2 separate regions of the Mus musculus genome follow, and region 2 is linked to region 1. The links are chromatin loops, found by intact Hi-C in ENCODE. Cell type or tissue: heart. All regions are shown on one strand. Links, peaks and the distances in the headings refer to the core of each region. The heading gives the core; the rest is flanking DNA. Region 1 holds the start of Nsun3 (NOL1/NOP2/Sun domain family member 3). Region 2 holds the start of Arl13b (ADP-ribosylation factor-like 13B).

The links. A loop is a pair of places that touch in the nucleus more often than their neighbours do. Peaks named below come from ENCODE experiments on the same cell type or tissue, not always from the same donor. Only the 100,000 strongest peaks of a DNase experiment are listed, where the experiment ranks them.
Region 2: a loop joins it to region 1, with 12 times the contacts of the local background. A loop is called at or near these places in 11 of 42 quality-filtered maps.

Annotation. Positions count from the first base shown.
Region 1 is chr16:62,783,282-62,791,619 of GRCm38, forward strand. Nsun3 (NOL1/NOP2/Sun domain family member 3) reads right to left here and starts at 3,435. Exons shown (of 6, transcript NM_178925.3): 1 at 3,390-3,435; 2 at 2,507-2,616. The coding sequence starts at 3,401. In heart, for the core only: no CTCF peak of the experiment used is centred there; a DNase peak (open chromatin) is centred at 3,540; H3K4me3 peaks cover 2,134 bases; H3K27ac peaks cover 1,536 bases.
Region 2 is chr16:62,843,522-62,851,859 of GRCm38, forward strand. It overlaps Arl13b (ADP-ribosylation factor-like 13B), which reads right to left and starts at 3,519. Exons shown (of 10, transcript NM_026577.4): 1 at 3,164-3,519. The coding sequence starts at 3,222. In heart, for the core only: no CTCF peak of the experiment used is centred there; a DNase peak (open chromatin) is centred at 3,590; H3K4me3 peaks cover 1,547 bases; H3K27ac peaks cover 920 bases.

The sequences.
Region 1 (8,338 bases), core at 45-8,044:
GTTGCTGACCAATGATGCTCACAAAACCTAGGCACCCAGCTCTCTTTGGGAATTCTGTCAGAGACTCAACTGACTGTCCATCCATACCAGTCAACTTTAATTAGACACCAACTCTTCTGCAGGTTGTTTCCTAATTTGTGGTCTACAGCTCCCTTGTTATACTAGCAGGGTTAGCACAAACCTCCAGGTAAATAAATGTCTGACTCTTATCAGGACATTATCAGTACATTTCAAGGACTCAGAGACCACCTCTAAGGAGGTAAGAGAAAACCTCAGACCTACTTCCCAGTAAAGTTTCTTTATTACGAAGACAGAGTAGAGTAAGGAAAGAGACTCAGTGATGCCTCCAGAGGAGAGAACCCAAGTCCATCCTGAAAGCAGCATGGGTTTAGAAGACAATAACATGCACTCAAGTGTACTGAAGGGGAGAACTAAGAGGAATGGCTCGAAAACAGAAAACAATGGCCTCGGTCTGGAAAGGAACTGCATAGTGTAAGATGACAGTTCTGCTACAGACTTCCCTGAAGGGGACGAGCTGGATGTAAGGACAAAGAAAGCTCAGTGATAGAACTTGAAAGCAAACCTCCCCACTGCTACAGAGACCTGAGAAAGAGCAGTTCTTTCTTTCCCAGACGAGGAGGGAGGAGACTGCTGACAGTAAAAGTGCTTAAATGAAGTGTAGCATTACGTTTGCAAACAGTTATAAAACAAACGTATAATTCCGTCCTTACTTCCCTAGGCCACCTTCCAGGGTCTGCCTTTCTAAGAAAGCTTTTATTTTGCCTATGGCAAATTTAGTACATGTTTATGCAAAACTTAAATTACCATGAAATTCTACCAAGAAGGTAGATAGAGCAGAAGGCACAGCTAATTACATGGCTTTGAGGTTCACTGCTCATTTTGTTCAGGGTCAAATCGTAATTTATAAGTCTTTCTGGGTATACGAAGTAGAAAATCAAGTCATTGCAGGTTATGAATAGCCAGGTTACTAAAAAGCCTTCAGACAAAATACTTCTTGCAAATCTTTTGTTTTAAATCATCCAAGTATGCTAATTATATCCTACGTATGAGGCACAGTGCTGTCAATAGTGGGAGATCAATCAGGACTCAGGCAGACTGGGCAAAAGCTCCAACTCTACTAAGCAGCTAAATGAATTTAGGTAAATGACTTTAACTCTACACTATAGCCTCAGAAGAAAAATAAAGTACTTAAGTAGGTATTATTTGAACACAATACCTACCTACAAATGCAAAGTGTGTGGTTCTTTAGATAGTCTATATGAATGAATACCTTCGCATACTAAAATCCTTAGGAATTCATTATATACACTATTATTCACATTTTGATAGAAAACTCATAAAATGTAGCATTGTTGAAATAACAGCTGCCTTTTCATTTTATAAGTTTCCTAAATATCTTAATGTCCTAAAATCATTTTTGACCCACTTCACAGCTTATCTTTATTCTTTGTTCCAAATTATGCTTAAAGTTGTTCTCTGAAAAGACATACCTACTGAGTTCATCTCAGAAGAGATGGTATAAAACAATCATCGGAGACATTACTTTCTGAGCTAACTTTCAGACTATCCAGTCATACCGCTTTTTCATCTCTGCTGTGCAAAACAGATTGGCAACTTTCCCTCAGCCCTGAATGTCTGGTTCCTTTTGTCAAGTTAATTCCAAAGTCACCAGTGGCTGTCACTGGTACCCACACACTGAAATAAATCAAATGCCCTATTATTGATGCATGTTTCTGGAATGGTACGGTGCCCCTCCCATTGACTTCTCCCATGAATAGACTGCATGTAAACTAGAGAGGAGGACTATACTGTTCTTTGTATTCCAGGGGGTATCTTATATACCAATCAGGCATTCCATACAAATCCCCATTCACTACCATTCCGATCAACAGCTCAGACTCATCAAAACACAAATCATATTTGTCACTTTTTTTAAAGAAGTCATGGAGTTTATTGCAGAGATATGGAGTACGGCTGAACACAGAGGTCAGAGGACAACCTACAGTCTAGTCCCCGCTCTGGGAATGCCAACTGCCTTCCCTCCCCGCCAGTTCCACCATGGCCACTTGGCCATGTTCATGCATGCTAGGCTTATTTAGATTGGTCTGTCCATGTGCACATGTGCTCCACATACAGATGGCATGGTGACAATAATTGCCAAATAAAGCCTGACTTTAGCTAAGATAGAGGAACACTGACTTTAAGGACTTGGTATTACCTGAATTTCATTAAGTTAAATTTCTTCCAAGTTAGGATTTTTATTACAGCGTTGTTTTAAAATGTGGTGCCTCCCCATTTTACAGATAAAAGCCAAGTGCTTGAGAGGGCATTACTATCTGCCCCACATTTCTACATGCCAGGTGATTCCTTCACACATAAAATGTACAGTCACCTCCTCCCTCCTGGACTGTGCCACTCTCAAGGAGGTATTTGCTACATACTTCCCTTTCCTCTCACAAAATATCAAGAGACGAACCATACTGACCTTACTGTACTCCAGGAATCCCCAAGTTCTTTCGAATACTGTTTGTCAAACTGATCCAACACAACTCTGCATAGCTGTTTGGCAAGCTTCCCCTCTGATTTTGCTTTCAGCTATGATGATAAGAAAAAGGTGCTGACAACACACTGTGATATCACATATTTATTGAAAGTTGACAGTGACATTAAATTTTCTTTATATCTCTACTTATTCGTGGAGACTTCCATACCTGTCTACAACATACTTTAATAAACACGTCTCCACACCACTCCAACTCCACCCAGACTCCCACTGTGTGTTCCCCTTCCAACTTCATGTCCTTTTAAAAAATCCACTCGGGAACAATTAGTGCTGTCGTTATGCACATGGGGGTGTGGAGCCATACCCCAAAGACAACTCTCTCCCGGCCTCAAGCCAGCTACTGCCAATAATAGCTAGTCAGGAGTGGGGCTTCCTGATTTTTAAAATGTCAGTTCCTGCCGTTGGATCAACTCCTTACTTGTAACAAAATTATTTCATGGTTTTTCTCGAAGTGGTAATTACCAAGTGTTAGAGGTGAATCTATGCTAAAAAAAAAAAAAATTCAGAAGCCATAAAAGTTTTGTTGTTGTTGTTTGTCTTTTAAAGTAAGACTGTAAAGAAAAAAGTATTCCAAAGTTTATTTACGGAAATAAGCATCGCCCCAACTTTCTGGCTCTCCCCTCATCACCGGGGTGCACCCAGGGCTGAGAAAGCTCGCAGTGACAATGTCGCCGGCCCGCGGGACAGCAGCAGCACCAGGAACACACTCAGCACGGTTCCGGGCTGTGGGCAGTGCGGGTCCCATCCCAGTCCACCCTGCCTCTCGGTGGCTTCAGCCCGGGGCGCTCGACCGCCAGAGCCTCACCCGAGTCAGCATGGTCCCCGCCTGAGCTCGCCAACTACGGGTCTCCGCTAGAGTTCGCGCGGGGTAACACGAAGAAACGCCATACTTCCGGGTCCTGCGAGGAGGTCACAGATGGGCTGGCTCGCAGTTCCTGTTTCCGGTCTCGCGAGATTGTAGACAAAAATCTCGCGGGAGACTCAGGTCCTGCAAGAGGCGGAGCCAAAGCTCTCTGGGGACTCCGGAGCTGCTGGGGTGCGAACCCCGAGCGAAGGGTGGAGTGTGGGTGCTGGTTTACAGAGTCACCCTTCCTGTCTCTGTTCATGGGGTCGAGAGAAGACCTGTATCAGTGTTTTAGATGCACAGGCATTGCTGGTTTACAAAACCGAACCCCGCGATGAGAAAAGCGGTAGAAAGATTAAATCGCGCCTCTCCTTACATTTGCCCGAGTCACTCTATCTTCAAACTGGGAAGTGATAAATGTTACACCGGAAGTACCGACTGCCCCCACTGAGACTGCGGGCATGTGCTGAGGGCTGGCCGTTAGCATGCTCTGTAGCCAGCTCGACAGGGATGCAGATATTTCCAGACATGCTCAGGTCTCCATCTATCAGCCTCTGAAAGAATGGACCCAAAGTATCAGGCTGAGAGAAGGAAAGAGGGGACAGCCATAGGGAAACTTGTCTTCTGGAAAGAGCTTTCCAACAGCTCTAAAATGTCAGAGCGTCTTCTAACAGGGTGAGATTGAACCCGGATGACAATGGCCAAAGACACGGGCGGAGGTTGGGTACGGGGTTCCACTGGATGTCTTTGTTCCTCTTCCCAATGTGGTCACCTTGAATAAACGGCCTTTTTCTGCTTTCCAGTTTCAATTTTGTTTTTTAAATAGGCTGATTTATTATAGGTGGCTGGACTTTGATATAAGAACTGTCACATCATTGGTACTTGAATAATACCTGTTTTCACCAAGCACTAAGACCACACTCCCAAGGACCAGGAAGGACTCACCAAGGCCCTGGCCTACTTCAAGCATCAGTGTTGACATTGTTAGGAATAACCACTCATTAGCATTTGCCTTGTTCTCTGGTAACAAACCAGAAATGTCTCAGAGATGATTTGGTCTCCTATAGTAACTAGGCATCTTCACGTTGAGATGGCACTCGATGCTCAAAGTATCAGTATAGGATATGCGATAGGTAGGTGCTGGACTCTCCAAATCCTATACAAAGGAAATGTCTTCTACACGAATGTGATTTAAAGCTTAGTTGGTTTTATTTTTTGTTTGTTTGTTATTTTTTTGTAAGTTCCTCAGTAATCTATAGTGTGTTAGAATTTTGATTCAGTATAAAATAAAATAATTGGTATGCAAATGACTACATGAATACACACCTGTTCTATATTTGAGAAAAAGTAATTCATTTACTCTTTAGCTGTTATATTCAGAGATTTTGTGCATTTTCTATGTTCACTATAAAATGCACCTACTAGTAAATATACTAGATTTATATTTGCAGTGAAAGAAGACCTAGAAAATAGGAGGTAGACTCCTATTAGGATGTTAAACTTCAAAAGGTCAGATCTATTAGCAACTTGTTTTGAGCTACTGATGGTATAAGAAACAACCTACCCCAAATATAAGAATTTATTGTTTCTTTGTTAATATTGTTTTGAGATAGCATCTCAGGTAGTTCAGAGTGGCCTTGAACTCACCATGTAAGGAAGGATGACCTAAACTGATCCCACTGCCTCCACCTCAAAGGTATTGGGGTTATCTGTGGTATGCTTTCATGACTAATTTATGGGGTTGCCAGGGGTTGAACCCACAGCCTTGTGAATGCTAGGCAAACAATGTACCAAGAACTACTCCCACACTATTTTTTTTCTTTCAATGATTATGAATTTTCATACTTATACAAGTCATGTTACAACTCTTGTTTATGTTGGCAAAATGTTAAGGGCCCACTGGATATGAAAACCTGTTTGGTACTGTGAGAGATCTTCATTCCTTAGGACAAATGGCAGAAGGAAAAAAAAAACCCCTAAAAAACAAAACTAAAACTAAAACCCACAGAGTTGCCTGGAATCAGGCAATGAGGCTATTTCAGTTCAGGTGAGCCTCCTCTTAGTGTAGGGGGTCTCTGGGCATTGTACAGAAATTTAAGCTGACAATCCAGCGCTTGAACACATAAATATGACCTCATTTTTTAATTGTTTTAGTTGTCTTAAACTTCCCTTTATAGGGGGACATAAAATATATCATGTGGAGATCACATATGTACATATATATGTATGTAATATGTTCTAACAAGTTTGACTCCTCGGTATCTCCTGTTGGGACTGCCTTTAAAAAGGTAAAAATAATGCTGTGAGTGGGAGGTCTACTCCAGCAAACTGACAGCCTTTGCAAAGGACACACTGGTAATGGTTGGTGTCGGTCACAGGTGCTGCAATAGAGAGAAGCTTACCAAGATGATAAACCTTTACATTTTCTGAAGGAACAGAGGGGTTCCGCCTTCTTGGAAAAGACTGAACCTGACTACCTCACTCCAGTTACTTTTATTCGTTAGTTAGAACAGACAACCCATACAAATCTTGACCATGGTGAGCCCATGGTAAGAATGTCAAGTTTTCCATTGAGTGTCTTAGGACCAAGGTTTAGACAGCTGCAAGATCTCACACAGGAACTAATACAGACTTTCCAGGGGGACATTTCTTCAAGGTTCAAACAGTCTCAAACAATTTCACAGCCTCCACGGATTAATCTAAACATTGCAAAGGCTCTGCTAAAACATTTCTCTGAAATCCAAGCATAAAGGCTTTACTGCCCATATCACTACATCACCTCCCTTTTCTTTCTTTAAGCAGATTTGTTAGGAATAACAATGTAGCATATTATGGAGTTGTAAATATGGCCTTTCGTCTGTCTAGTTGTCTAACAGCTTTATGTAAATAAATCAGCATACATACATACATGTGTAAAGCTATCACAACAAAGAGAATTATAAAAATCACAAGAACAAGAAACTTATTAAAATAATTCATGGGAATAAATGAAGCTACAACATCTGCAAGACCTGTCCCGTTCACGTCATTCCCTGTTACATCAGGCATCTTCTCTGAAAAGGTTTCTATAATTTCTTGCTGTAAAACATAAATCATCTGAGAACAATTGGGATGACCCAACAAATACATTTTAACCTTTTTCCAATCATATTTGCTCTCGTTGAATCTTAAAGGCCTAATACAATAAAAAGTAACATTCCAATCATATTTTAATTTCATTTCTTCTCCCAATAAATCTAACTGATCTCCAAAGACCGTCAGAGCTTGCTTCAATTCAGCTACTACCTCAGCTATTTCCTGGTCTATCTATTCTGTAGAGTCCAAGGTTCATGAGAATGCATCTGCCAATCTTTCACAAATTAGCAGCTCGAACTTCTGTGTGAAAAGCAACTCGAGCTGCATCGTAGTAGCAGTTGATGTGATAATTCCCAGGACCACAGAAATTATCAACCCAGCTGTCTTAGTCAGGGTTTCTATTCCTGCACAAACATCATGACCAAGAAGCAAGTTGGGGAGGAAAGGGTTTATTCAGCTTACATTTCCACATTGCTGTTCATCACCAAGGAAGTCAGGACTGGAACTTAAGCAGGTCAGGAAGCAGGAGCTGATGCAGAGGCTATGGAGGGATGTTCTTTACTACCTTTCTTCCCCTGGCTTGCTTAGCCTGCTCTCTTATAGAACCAAGATTACCAGCCCAGAGATGGTCCCACCCACCATGGGCCTTTCCCCCTTGATCACTAATTGAGAAAATGCCTTACAGTTGGATCTCATGGAGACATTTCCTCAACTGAAGCTCTTTTTTCTGTAATAACTCCAGCCTGTGTCAAGTTGTCACTAAACTAGCCAGTACACCAGCCATCTCTCGAATTCTTAATATTCTACCAGCGAGCTTCTGTATTAGTACCATCACAGGAGAGTCTTGCTATGGTCGCCAGCCTCACTTGTATCCAGACTGCTGGCCTAGCTCTGAGAATATATAAACTTTCAAAGGTAACATCTAAAGACACAGCAGCATGGACACAAGTATAGAGAGTACAGCCTGCACAGTGTTGCTTTGATTCCCATTAGGGAGCCATAGCACAGGCAGTAACACATAAGGCAATGGTTTACAAGCCATAAAGGTGTGACTGTTTTAAATTAAAGGGCAAATGAAATTTATCATAATTAAAGTTCCAACTTTCCATTCCATGCTTTGAGTGGGTGAAAAGCGCTTGCCAATTTCCACAAATTAATCCGACTAGAACTACAAAATTGTAATAGAGGGTCTGACACTTCAATTCCATGCCACTCAGTAGAGTCTCTAGAAGCAGAAAGAACTTCCACAGTTTTATCTGAATTGGACCCTTGCCATTTCAGTTCTGAGAATGCAGTCCTCAAGGGCGTCCACGAGGGCTCCGGTCAACGACTTCTTGCTTAACAAGCACCCAAGGCTTCTCACCTATACACTGCAGCCAATATATCCAGATTCCTTGTTAGTCATCCATAATTTGCAAGATGGTAAACATATGGAACCCATGACATTAATCTTTTGTCCCTCAAATCCAAATGCACGAAGCATAAGTAGCTTTCTGTAAGGATTCTGAGTCGTACTTTGATCAACTCTAGATACCCAAATTGAGACATTATGCTTAAGCAATAAATTCCATTACCCATATGAATAGGAATTGCTTTTAGTCTCACAGTGTAATTTACAATTCCCTTACCCTCCTGAGCGGGTTGAGCTGATCCATGATGGACATTAGAACCAGATCGCCCAGAAGAGTCACTGACCACCACAAGAATAGTCATGTCTCCCCAACTTCTGCATTAATCAGAGGATTAGGAATACAATCCCACTAAGTATGATTTGTCTGCATTACCTGGATAGTTATCACAGATGGCATGGCAAGAAACATGGTTGGAGTGCTCTG
Region 2 (8,338 bases), core at 172-8,171, 60 kb after region 1:
CTCTGATTCCCTTCCTCCCTAGAATGGTGTTCTCCTAAATCTTGGGCACAGAGAAATCCCTCTAGTCATAATTTGCTTCTGCTGGGTTTGACAACAACAACGAGAAAAATAACCTCAGCAGCTATGCCTCAAATACTTGCCCAGATTTCCTCTCTTAAGATGCTCTGACAAATACATCATCAACAACTTGGACATGGGAAGATGCTAAGACTTCTAGGATTCCAATTCCAATCTAGGAAACTTAAACACTATCCTGAAAAACATGGAAGACAACACCTTAACCAAGTGGTCAAGGTTAACCTTCCCAGCAATAAAACATACTGGCACTACCCACCCCTTGATATGACATGCTATTATTATGTGCACCGTAGAACCACTTGCTTAAGAAGAAGGACTTACCATCTCTGCAGTATTCTTCCCCAAGATATACTGCCTTTACTCAAATTACAAGGAACTAAAAAGCAAGTTGAGGGATATTCTGCAAGCAAGCACAAGCTCAACCTCAAAAGCCCTAAGCAATGTTATTCAAAGGAACCTCGAAGATGGCAACTCTTACAGACTGAGGAAGGTGAAAACAAAACACACACACACACACCAAACGAAAGAGATGAAGACTATATGTGGGAAAGCAGGCACACTTGCACTACAGCATGAAGTTAACAGTATTCCACTGAGGCTGTTTTCATGGTTGTTCTAAATCTTAAGAACATTCAAACTAAAACTCTAGCGCTGTACTGCATGGCTCCTACTGGGACAAGTCTGTGGGTTTGATACTACAGTCAACTGAACATTGATTTACCCAGCCTGAAAGCCTGGGTTCAGGTTCTGACTCGGATGATAAGTATTCTTTGAAAACTGGCTGGGTTCCTGGGCTTCATTACTAATCCAGACAGGTGCCTTAATACTGGGTCTCGGTCTCCTGCCTGGTACATATCAAGCCAATCTACTACACTCAGCGGACTGTGGGTTATCATTAAACAAACGAAGAACTGCGTTTGATGAGAGAACTTTCCGTGAAGAGTATAGAATCTATTATTCTGCATAGTCTGAATATTAAAAATCATTACACTGTCCTCTCACATTTGCAAATATATTTTAGAATTATATATAAAAAATCTCAACATCAAGTAGAACATCTAAAACTTAAAAGACTAAAAAAAAACCTATGAGCATAATAGAAGCAATTTCTCATGAATTATGTAAGTCATAAAAGCAAAGCATTTTAATTTTTATAACCAGCTTACTTGCTTCTACTTGCTTCTCCTTTATTCCAAAAAAAAAGTAATTAGAACTCATGCGAAGATCATTTATGTAAGCACAGTTATTGGTAACAGATGAGCAAATGATAGATAATATTTGATAAACATCTCTTCAGCCACCATTACAAATCAGGCATTAAGCAAGGACACTGAACACTGAAGTTAGCCATAATCTAAAGTAGCATGAGATAACAGAAAGGTAATGCAAGTCTTACATTGGTTTAAATTATCTAACAACAGAGAGAGAGAGAGAGAGAGAGAGAGAGAGAGAGAGAGAGAGAGAGAGATTGCTTAACTCGGTAATGCCAGAGTTATCATTTCAACATCCAATGCTCTTTAAACAGTGCTACAAAACCTCCCAAGGTCCAGACATCTCTTCACTTACCAGCACCTCAATCTAGGTAGCACAGAGCCAAGTGTCACTTATTAAGACAACCCCCTTACAACTCAGATTTCTAAGGCTGAATCTTAATGGTGTTTTGCTAGTAAAATCCAGTTACCTCTTGTACTTAAAATTCAATACCTCTTCCCCTCCCTAAATGGTTTGTTCTCTAAACAAAGCTCAAAAGACCACGCTGTTATTACTGTGAAAAATGACTACTACAAATGATGAATTTAAAACATCTGGTTATTCTCATCTTCCAATACTCTCCTACAAAATCATTCTTTAAAAGCAGAGGAAAGTACGAGAGGGAAAATGTTAAGGCTTTCAAGTCTAAGTAGAAGCTACAAAATCAGCCAAAATACTAGAGCCAATCAGCGCGCAGAGTGCGGAACACACCTTCTTACTGGTGATTCTATCACTTTCACTTAAAACATTCAAAGCCAGAGTCAATAAGGGGGAGGTGAGGGGCAGGGAGAATGCCAAGTTTTGCTTAAAGCACATTTCTTTCCCAAATATAGGTATGTGTTTTCCTATAAATGTGTGTAGTGTTGCTTTTCAGACGTATTCTTTAAAGAACTGTTCATCTTTATGACGTATATCTGTGAAGGTTGGGTTTTAAAAAAAAAACCAAAACAAAACACTTCACTAGATTTTGTCTATGGTCCAATTCCAAGGCCTAGGTAGGAAAAGTCAATAGTTATAAAGAGAAACACACTCTATAGTTTGGGCTTCTGGGTTTCAGAAACATCAATTTCCCTGACTCCACCCTAGCACAGTGCCTGTATATGTTTCTTGACAGCATTTAATGAATAAACCACCAAGTAATATGCACTGAACATTCACACATGTACTGATGAAAAAAAATGAAACATGAAGCAAGAGACCTTCCAATTAGAAGGTGATACTAGAGTGTACATGAAAACTTCAGCTAAATTACAGCTAAGAAAACACTACCTTTCACACACTCTAATTGAGCCCAACACTTCTTAGGCACAGATACTATCCTCATTTAATAAATAAGGAAGACGGGCCAAATACAAGTTGACTCATATAATTAGTAAGGAATAGAGCCAAAAAGCCAAACAAAATAGAGTGTGGTTGTGTTCTCGGATGTGTACGAGAGAGATGAGATGGAGAAAGCTACAACGGTGTGTGTGTTTATTAGGAAAACTGTTCTTCGCACCTCTCTTACGAAACATCTCCACTACAAAAGGCTTTGAAGAAAAGTACAATGGATAATTATCTCCCTCCTTCCCCTCCCCACACAGACATGCTCACACATGCATCTTTCTAAGAAATGTCAAGCAATTCAAAAATACATGTGTAAAACTTAGTCAAGCAGACATAAGAGGGGCTAGAAGTCTTGAACTCCCGCTCCAGGGATGGTCCCATCGGGAAGGGCGGTTTCCCCCAGACCTGGCCTACTCCTCTCACGCCTAGGGAAGAGGCGGCGCCCGGCTTGTCCCAGGGGTGTGGTCGTCCCCATCCCTCAGGGCAGCGGGCCTGCGCCCTAGCCTACCTGACAGGCTCCCGCCACCGCTTGAACAAGTTGCAGCAGTTGGCCATCAGACTGAACATCCCAGGTCTCTCCTCCCGCCACCTCCCATCCGAGCCTCGGGAGGAGGGGATGAGCCCCGAGCTCCCCGGCCCAGCTCAGGGACCCCACGGCCTCAGGCGTCCCTAGTGTGGACCGGAAAGAGGGCAGGCCGGGAGGGCGGTGACCCGGACAGATCGCGGGGTCCGGCCCCTAACCGAGTCCGCCAGCCGCCCCGGGACAGCCCGAACACTGGCTCAGGAACACAGGAGCGGCGTCAGTGGGACACCAGAGAAAACCCCCGCGTCGACGTGCTGACGTTCCCGAAGCTCGGAAGACCCGCCCTCGGAACCTCCTACCACACGCTTCTCCAATCAGAGGCTGCAGAACTACGTCCCGGGCTTCTGAGCGGCCGAAGACTCCTTGCTCCCCGCCCCCTGTCAAAGGGCGGAAAGAGGAAGTAGGCGTGGTCTAGAAGAAAAAGGCGGAGCTCCTAGAAAAGGGCTCTGGTAACTAGGCAACTGGAGCGTCTGTAGATAAATCCAGGGTTCCTTGGAGAAATCTCACACTAGCCCTGTCTCTACTCAATTAAAATGCATTGCCTGCCAACCTTTCTGTATCCTGTTCATCTCCAGTACCTTAGATGAGACCTAAAGACCTCTGACGGTCTGCGTGTTTTGTTTTGTTTTGTTTTGTTTTGTTTTGTTCTGTTTTGTTGTGCAGTAGGGATGGTGATCCTCTGGGGCTAAGGCCAACTTAGGCTGAAGAACTCAGGAACAAAACACCGAGACAATTATAAACTAAAGACAAACTAGGAAAACTCGTTTGCTAAGTTGTCTTAACAGTTCAAATGAGAATGCTATTTTAATCGGATAGCTATTACATAAAAATATGTGAATGGTAATTATATTTCTTGTAAGAAGGTGTTACGATTACAAAATAAATATGTGATTGCGGACGAATGTGCAAACAGAAAAGGAACAAGATAAAAACATTGTATAGTTGCCACTCAAAGATAAGAAGTAGTGTTGTTTTAATGTATGGTTTCCTGAGACTTTCAGCTATGTAAAATCATGGGCATTTGATTTTTGAAAAGACTGTGAATGTTGTGCAATGCTTTATTTTTAAAGAAGTGTTTTATGACTATTTACAATGCATTTATTGAGGAAAATGGCAAATTCCCCAACATTCATGCAATAACATTTAAAACCACTTTTATCCATTCAAATTCTAAAAGAGAGAGAGTTAGTTCAAATAATGGCAGAATTAGAGAGAGCAGAGGAAAATCACAACATTTAAGGAAAAATGATAGTCTAGGACTAAGATACATTGGAGTTTTAAAGTAGTTATTTTCTAATTCATGAGCTTCCTGGCTCTGAATCTCTGTAGCTCTTCTGTAAAATGGGAATTTAAAAAAAAAAATACCCTTTCACAGTATTACTGAGATAGAGATAAAGTCCAAGGCAATTTCTGATAAGCAATGTCAGGTTTTAAAGTTACAGTCACTTGCCTCACATGTTACACTGTAACCACCTATCTCCTTCTCCATGGGGTGGGATGGAAAGTCAAGGACAGATGAGAAGAAGGGTCTCCATTAACTATCAGTCAGTTTAACAAGGCTGCTGCTCACTCAGTCTTCCCATCCATGCTTTGTAACTTGTGGGTGAACAATTTTACAAAGCACTGCTCTGGATGCCCATTCCTTCATCCAGTCTATAATTGAGTTTCTATCGCATCGAACCATGCCAAGAGAATTTAGATGAAACTGAGGTCTTCCTAATTCTTCTCTCTTCTCTATCTCTCTCTGTCTCTACCTCTCCTTCCCTCCCCTCCTTTTTGTGGTTTTATTTAAGCACAAATAGGATGCACATGAGAGCTATGTATTGGCTTTCTTTCCTGCTCCTTGACATCGTGGTCCAGTGAATTCAACAAGATGCTAGGCTGTATATTCTTGTTTTGCTTGTAGCTTCTATAACTGGTGTTGGGCATCAAGATATAGAGCCCTTGAATCTCTCCATACTCTGGTGTGGATACCTCTGGGTTTCTATCAGTCAAGTGAAATTTTGACATATCCATCCAAATAGTGGTGGGTGAATTTTTTTTCCTCTTTTTGACAACCTTGGAGTTCACCAGGAGCCAGAGAGGAGGCCCAGTACCACACAAGAGATGACAGGTAATGTGGAGGTAAAAGCAAGTTATTTTACAGCTCTTAAAACATTTCATGGCTTCTAAAGCCATTTCATGTCCTCTCCTGTGCTTTCATGGTCGTATACTATTCCATTTTCTCTCCCTGACAATTCTTCCTATGTTTTCTAAGAGCCAAACCTAACCTTCTGCTTTCATTTTTTTTTTAAAAGGATACTCTCTTAGAAAACTTAATTGTCCCTTCCATTCCTGAAGACACTTGCTATGTGTGTGTTCCTTTAGCAATTCAGGAACCATATCTGATACCACTTGTTTCAAAAATGTACTTAATGATAGCTCCAGTTGATACTTATTAAACACGACGCTCAGGTTTCCAGTGCCTTAAGTTGTTTGATGAACAGGGAAATACTAAGCATTTCTAGTTCCCTTCTCTTTATAGACACAGAAAACCAGTGAGGTGTACCTTTACAGAATCAAGCATGCCATGTAACTATGTGTGTCCACTTGAATGTGAATAGAACATCAGCATTGCATAAAAGCATGTAACAGCCCCAGCAGTGGATGCTGTTCTTCCTTTCTTTTTGAGTAGTTGGAAGAGTCTGTTACCATGCCAACATATGGAGGACCTCTACCTGGAAAGTCATGGAGACTCAGATTTCCTGTAACCAAGAAAGAAACCACCAAAGTTGGGCAAGTGTTTTACCAAAATAAATGAACAAAATAGTCTTGCTGGTATCATCCTAAATAAGACTCAAACCCTGAGTGCTAAAATCTTAACACTCAGGAAACAGAAGCAGACTGACACTCTCTGTGAATCTGAGGTCAGCCTTGTCTACATAGAGTTCCAGAGTATCCAGGGCTGCATAGATAGGAGATCCTATCAATAAAAAAAAAAAAAAGAGAAGGCAAAGAGAAGGAGAGGAAGAAAAGAGATCTGGTGGCAAGGCTAGAGCTCAATGGTAAAACATTTTTCTAGTGTGTGTGGGCCAAAGAGTTCAATTTTTAGCCTTGTAAATAAACAAGCAAGCAAATATACGACCAAAAGCAATAATCACTTCATGATCACCTTTGATACTACCAGAAATATTCCCAGGCTCAAATTGTTCATTTGACTATCAATGGACTGCACAGTACTCTTGGCACTGGCAGCATACCAGAAAATCAAACATTAAAAAAATTCTGCCCTCATAAATTTTATTGTTCAGAAAGGATATTACAAAAGAAATCAGGGTGAATGAATGTATTAGTGACTTAATTAGTAAAAGATTATACAGAGAAATATATAACTTGGTATGACAACAGGATTAGATAATGAGTTCAAATTTGGTCAAGTTTTATTTGGATATATATATATATATATATATATATATATATATGTATATGTATTAATCACATTTTACCTGCATAGTATCCATCAAAGTGTTAATACTTAGCAGAATCCAGATATCGATATTGATTGAAACTGGAATGAACTTATAAGTTTAAAACCTCAATAGTTTATCCAGGGATGTAGTCTCCAATTCTATTATTGAGCACGTCAGATATCATTCTAAGTTTCATGTTACAGTGATGGAGGCAGTTATTGTACATTTACTCTGACACGAACGCGTGATTCTGAAACTAGGAAGGTAAGCCCCTGCAAGCAAAAAAATTGGAAAAGGTTTCTTTTTCTTTTTCCATTTCCAGGAAGTGCCTCTGTTTCTTTAAAGTTCCCTTCCATACCCTCTCTGTTGTTGTCTGTATTGGAGATGCTATGGTGCAGCATGCTGTTGATATTCATTCGATTTAGAAACTTTTCCCTCTTTGAGAAATCTCAAAGTTGACAATATCCTTAAAAATTGTCCTCCTGCAATGAAGAGATTCCAAAATGCAGCTGTTCATTGAAGACCCATGGCACATGCACATTTACACACTGAAGATTAAATATAGTACTTTAAGCTTCTTTTGTTTAACAATCCAAACATTTCTGAGGGGGTAGATTTGTCCAAAATGGAACAGAAATTCTTTTTAATTTTATTTATTTTATATCCCAACTGGCTTCCCCTGCCCCGTCTCCTCCCAGTCACTACCCACTCACCCATCCACCCTGCACTACCCACTCCTCCATTTCTCTTTCGAAAAGGGCTAGCCTCAATGGGCCATGGCATAGCAAGTTGCAGTAAGACTAGGCACCTCCTCTTCTATTGAGGCTAGACCAGACAATCCAATAGGAGAAAAGGGTCCCAGAGGCAGGCAACAGAGACAGAGACAGACCCTGTTTCCACTTTAGGACTCCAACATGAAGACCAAGCTACCCTACTGTAACATATGTGCAGAGGCCCTACATGTTTCCTGGTTGGCAGGTCAGTTTCTGTGAGCCCCTATGGGCCTAGGCTAGCTGCTTCTGCAGGTTTTCTTGTGGTGTCTGTGACCCCTTACAAACCTTCCTCTTTTAAGGAAGAGAATTTCTTTTAAATGGAGGGGTTGCAAATATACTCAATAGTTCTTATTCTAACAAATGCAAGGATTTAGAACATAGTACAGCACCATTTACTACTTTGACATATATATGTATGTGTATTTCAATTTCAAAACGTTATTTGAAAATGTGGATAGGTGAGGCCTACCATCATGGCGGTGTTGGACTGCAGTTCTAGTGGACCTTGTGGAAAGATGAAGGGGCCATGACAGAAGCCAGAAGAAGGCACAGCATGTGATACTGAGTTGTCTGAGGGACTGGGTTTCACCCACACAGAATGGAGCAGTAGGTGTTGAACTGAAGGCGCTCAAACTGTAGTGATGAATCTCGTCTATGGCTGCAACCCATGCTTGCAGATGTTTTCAATGAGTGCTGGTGGTATTTGGGGCATTTCAAACCAAAGCAAATCAAATCCAGCAGAACAGCAGAGAAATAGTGGGCTCTTCATGTCCCATCAAATGAGTTCCCTGGTTTGGAAATGAAATTGTGTCAGTCAGCTTTCTGCCCTAAGTGAAAAAGTAAACAAACAAACAAACAAAAAACAAAAAACAAAACCC